2 separate regions of the Homo sapiens genome follow, and region 1 is linked to region 2. A link is a contact called in ENCODE Hi-C data. All regions are on one chromosome and are shown on one strand. Each heading gives the region's core, a stretch centred on a gene start or an enhancer-like site at or near the end of the contact. The rest is flanking DNA. Distances are from core to core; before and after follow the strand shown. Region 1 overlaps MAGI1 (membrane associated guanylate kinase, WW and PDZ domain containing 1). Region 2 holds the start of ADAMTS9-AS2 (ADAMTS9 antisense RNA 2).

Evidence for each region. Hi-C counts contacts between places; a loop is a spot of excess contacts on that map. Pooled maps may share reads with other maps.
Region 1: a pooled map shows a loop between it and region 2 (3-fold over the local background). The contact joins the enhancer-like site here to the promoter of ADAMTS9-AS2 in region 2. A Hi-C loop is called at or near these places in 4 of 50 pooled maps.

What each region holds. Positions count from the first base shown.
Region 1 is chr3:65,728,317-65,731,050 of GRCh38, forward strand. The region is part of intron 1 of MAGI1 (membrane associated guanylate kinase, WW and PDZ domain containing 1); the gene reads right to left. It overlaps LOC107986018 (a long non-coding RNA gene), which reads right to left. Exons shown (of 2, transcript XR_001740441.2): 2 at 1-2,734. Among named protein-coding and RNA genes, the nearest start is that of MAGI1-AS1, 160 kb to the right of the region's middle. Within about 2 kb of position 1,380, at least 5 of the 41 ENCODE cell types and tissues checked have a DNase peak (open chromatin) inside an H3K27ac peak, as active enhancers do.
Region 2 is chr3:64,683,530-64,686,229 of GRCh38, forward strand. It overlaps ADAMTS9-AS2 (ADAMTS9 antisense RNA 2), which reads left to right and starts at 1,341. Exons shown (of 6, transcript NR_038264.1): 1 at 1,341-1,809. The region is part of intron 2 of ADAMTS9 (ADAM metallopeptidase with thrombospondin type 1 motif 9); the gene reads right to left. RefSeq lists an enhancer at 1,538-2,039.

The DNA of each region.
Region 1 (2,734 bases), core at 130-2,629, 1.0 Mb after region 2:
GGCCTAAGATGAGCTGGAGATGCAAAGAGAGACAGACCACGTGGGATCATAGAGCCCATGGTATGGAATTTGGATCTTTGTCTGCAGGAAGCTGCTCAGCAGTTTTCAGCAGGAAAGTGCTATGACATGATTTCTGTTGTTAAAAACAGCTGCTGCTGTGTGGGAAACAGCAAGAAGAAAAGCTGAAAAGATGAAGAGAAGTAATTCACCCCTAAACATGGTAAGTTACTTCCTCAAACCCCAGGGCCTAAAATTCCAAATCCTGGAGAAATAAGTCAAACTAGATAGTCATTCAGCTAAGCAAAGAGCAGGTGTTCTGTGGCACAGCTGAACTTTTACCCTTCAAACAGTATTGTCAGAAGAGAAACAACTGTCCCAAAGAAATGATGCAAAGAAAAAACCGTATTTTTTAAAAAATTATTTTGTCTAGGACACCACTATTCTTAACACTTTTTTTAAAAAATCTTAAAGGAACTTGGGGATAAAACTTTTTTAACTGCATAAGCACTATTCCTCTAGTAGAACTTGAGTGTGTAATGAAGCCAATTGTTTTTTAAAATAGTAAGGCTTTACTGTGATTCCTAATCAATACTCATATGACATCTCCTCACAAAATGATCATTTACTGTGTTTAATAACTCTTGAGATTAAATAGGAATGACATGCAGTAAAACCTGACTAATTTTGATCTGATTAAATCAAGTTTTGCAAAAATTTGGACCTGGCATGGTCTGAATCTGTGTTCTGCATTATCCAATAAAAACAAATCTGTCCTACAAATTAGCAGTTAACAAAAAATGGAACGGGGGGGGGGGGGGGGATGATATTCACTCTGAAGAAAACAAGCCATCTACAAGTATATTCATATAGGACCAACACACTAATTATAAACTGCTTATCTATTCCTGACAGCAGGTCACTCCAAAATCTCTATTACATTATGTAAGCATACGTTGAGGTTGCCTGCACCTACATTGGTAAACAAACTATATTCATTTAAAAATATTTCCTGGCTGAAAGTTCTCAATGACTTCAGCTAACAATACAGTTAGGATCAAAGTTTGAGGTTGGCTAAAATCACATGAAATCACTATGTATGAGCATTTTGGGTATAATACTATGCACAGTAGACAATATAAAACATAAAACATATATATTTTATACAGTCATTTAAGATTTGGTTTTATCTGAATGTCTAAGTGGACTAACTTCCAGCCAAAGGTTTAGAAACAACACTGAATCTAACTCAGGGAAGAGCCACTGCCAATCCTGCTTTACTAAACATTACAACCACTACCCAGCAAGGCCAAATTCCTTGAGCAAATGTGTGTTTGCTGACCCTGGAACCCATCTTTGAAGCTCCCCATCGCTAATGAAAAGTGAACTCTACTTCCTGACCTTTTCAGCTGTTCTGGGAATCCAGCCATAACCAGAGTCTCCCAAGAGAATCTCTGAATTTGTCTACTGCAAATACAGCACTGCAATCTAAGCAGGAAACTGAACTAGATTTTAAAACAAGCCGTTAGCAACAAAAGGCAGAACATTAAAATCACCATGTAATACAATCCTGCTACCACTGACCTTTGGTTATATAAGTAGTTCAGAATGACTTGATTGAATAAGAGATGCTGTATTACTTTCTTTCTGTGACTAAACATTTTGGGGCCTCATGTTCAATTAGAAATTAAAATTTGGCCACACATACCAAGAGTCTAATTACATTTCTCAGCATCTGTCTTTCTTTCCAGGCCAAAAGAAAATATTTATGAAGAGCAGATTGAGACAAAATATACTGCTGTGGAATTGGTGAATATCTCCATTACATCATTTGCCTTTTAGGTGGTTTATCAGTTAGGAATGCTTTTGGCTGCAAATAAGAGAATCTTTGCATTAAGAGTAGCTTAAACAGTTAGTGGCTTATTTATCTCACAAAATCTGGAAGTGATCCCTGGGGTTGCTTCAGCTCTTCAACAATGCTATAAAAAAAAATGGCTTCCACCATTCTCAGCATGTGAATTTTCTTCCCCAAGCCTGTCACCTCATTTTCACAAGATGCTACTACCTTTCCAAGCAACATATCCTCATTTAAAGCAGGAAGCAGGAGACAGGGGCGAAATGACTATCTTCATGAGTATCCATCATCTTTACTAAGGAAGGGAATCTCTTCTACTTCCCCTCACGTCTCATTGGCCAGAGCTGGGTCGCATATACAACTCTAGACCAGTCACTGGTGTGGCAGAATGGACTGACGAGACTGGCTTAGACCAACTGTGATTCACGACGTATGACCTGGGACAGGCCTGCTTTGCCTGAGATCAAGTAATTGTGCTGACTAGACACAAAATCAGGGGTCAGTTAGCGGGAACAGGGAGAGATGCTACTGAGGAGATAAGGACAGCACTGTAACCCACAAATGTTTCCTAGAATGGAAAGATCTACGGATAAACAAATGAATAAATGGTCACTAAAAGAAAAAAGTAATAGTTCATTTTTGTTTTCTCTACAGCAAAATATTGTGAGAGGCTGAAGTGTTGTCAGAGCTGTAGAACAGAATCTGTTATTGTCTAACTCTCCCCACCCCCCCGGGGTTTTTGTTTTTTTTTTTCTTTTTAATAAGTGAAATGGTTACCTCCATTGTAGTTTTGCCAAATTCAATGAAAAGAATCACAATGAATCAAGTTACCTCTAGAGGCATCTTCTAGCCCCCAAATTTAGTTACTGGATAACTCAAAAG
Region 2 (2,700 bases), core at 91-2,590:
TCAGTAAAATGTGTTGTTCTGAGGATTGGGTTCTTGGAGGATTTGGATGAGATAATACATATGTAAACTACTTACAGTAGTGCCAGGCAGACATTAATAGTAAGAGCTCAATAAATCATATCAATGTGATGCCAAAATTAATTGTACTGTTGATTCACAAAGGTGGGCCTAAGAGTTATCTTTTCTTGGTTAAGGTGACTATTTATTCAAACATATATGCTAAGTATATACAACATACAAAGCTCCAATATAGGAGAAAAATGAGTTGATGCTGACCCTGTTGCCAAGGAGAAAAGGATAGAACATGTGTACCAAGAACCTTGATACAAGGGAGAACGTACTAAGCATCATAAGAGAGACTCTCAGAAGTGTCTATGAAGGGGGAGGGGGAGAGATGACATCAACATGGGGAACTATGAAAAGGTCTTCTGGGAAAGAAGAGATATAAATTATATACACCTCCAAAGAAGGGTAGGATTTGAGCATGTGAAGATGAGTGAGAAGACCAAGTAAATTCCAAGGCACAAAGGCAATGAAGACTAGGATTGAGGGTGGGGTGCAGAGAAAGCAGTGTAAAACCCATGGCCTGAAATGCAGGATTTGTGGAGGAAAGATTGGGAGCTGAGACTGGACATGTGGATGTGAGTGAGTGCACTGTAAATAGTCTTAAATGCCAAATGGAGTTAGCGATCGAGGAGAAAGACTGGAGAAGAAGCCCAGTGTAATATTTCTTAGACATCAGTCCTAAGGAGAGAGGGGGAGAAAAGTGAAGCGGGATAGATTTAGGGTAGAGATGTTCAGGAGAGGCGGGCGACCCATCTCAGATGAAATTCAGAAAAACTGACAACTGACTAGGGGTGGCAGGATGGCACAGCCCACTCCAAAATCTGGTAGACTCTGGTAGACTCTTCAAGATTTCCTGGAAGACTCCTAGGCGGAGAACTAGCAACATCTTGATGCCACTGCTGCAGAAGTGGTAAGGGGAAGTCTTGGGAGGAGATAACTTCCAGAAGGAAGACAAAGGGGCAGGGGTTTTGGAGCTAGATTAATGGCTGAAGATACGAAGAACCAGAACGCATATCTTTAAGATGTATGAGGGCCCTTTTCCCCAAAAGAGGCAGACTGCGAATTAAACGCAATATAAATGAGGTTATCACAGTCCAGGTAGTCGTTTCTGAAGCCCTAGTCCTCAGTTCCCAAAGAAACCACGTGCGCACTACCACCTAAAACTGCCAATGAAAATGAAGGTCCTGCGCAGTAAAATATTTATACAACTGCTGGGGCCACTAGGCTTCAGCGGGTGTGGAGGCGGGGAGAGAGGAGGAGTAAAGGCTGTTTACAAACTTGACGTACACACGCAGTCCTATCCCTACGGTCCTGGAATTGGGGGTTACTATCTTGGAATCTAGGGGCACTCCAGGCTCTGGGCTCAGACGGCTGGCTTCTGCCTACCCGAGCCTTAACCTTTCAAGGACCAGAAGGATTCCAGAGCTCTTGCCCTAGGTCCTGGGGCAGCGATGACTCACTGCAGCACCCCCTCCCACTTCGCCAAGCTGCCGTCTCCGCCCACCCCCAAACAATCTCGACAGCGCATTTCGGGAGCCACGGCTCCGGGCGCTTTGCTGGGGGCTAAAGGGGTTTATCCCTTTCCTTGAATCCCAGCAGGCTAGAACTACCCCCTCCCAGTCTTCAGGCTTGCCACGCTCTCCACCCGATCCTTCCATTGAAAGGCAGAGAAGGAAGGATGTGCTTGGGAACTTTAAGACCCACGAACGACAGCGCACTGATGGAGCAGCCCAGTGTCTGGGGGTGAGTATCCAAGGCCCCGCTTAGAAAAGGGAGGGAGGGGCTGTGGGTGCTTCGGGAAGAATAAAGGCATCACCGGGCACAGTGCCTACGACCCCATTGCGCTTACAGCGCCGTGCGCTGGGAGAGACTGACCCGGGAAAGTTTCTGCGTCACACGCGCGTGGCAGAAACGCACGTCGCTTGGGAAAGTCAAGGACCACCCTTGCTCGGGCCAGAACCGTACCGCAGCGACTCCTCAAATGTCGTGGAGAAGTGGGGGGCAGATGCCTTGTAAGATCCACTGGAGGGCACATGCGGGGGTCGACAGAGAGTCGGGGAACCAACGTGGATTCCCTGCTAAATGCTATTTGGCAGCGCAAGAAGGCGGCCTCCCCGCCCTGCCTCAGTCCCTAGGGAAACGTGCGCCGCAGGCTCCCTCTCTCCACTCCCTGGAACCCGTGAGTAGTAGAAACCCCAGAGGAACCGAAATCACGTCCGGACAGCCTCTCCAGGCTGTCTCCCACTATCCCGTTTCTCCCGGCCACCCCGCCAGTAGGGTGCAGAGTTGGACTGCGCTGCACCCCCACTCTCGGTTCCACCCCAATTCAAAGCGTCCGGGGTAGGCTCCGCCTTCTCCCCCGCCCCCAGAGCCCTCGGCCCACCCTTCCGTTCCTGGGACGGGACCTGCTCCCTGTCAATCCAGTTCAGCCTCAGGGTTCCTGGCGCGTGAATAAAGGCCCTGAGAGAAAGCGGGGACTCTAGATTACGCACCGCCCTCCACAACACACACTGAAGGAACTCCCAGTGCCTTGGGCAGGGGATCCTCAGCCCCACATCCCCGATGCAAGGCGCACCAATAAGGAGTCTGGTCCGCCCTGCGCTCAGCGGCTCCGCTCCCGGGTGGCCAAGTTTG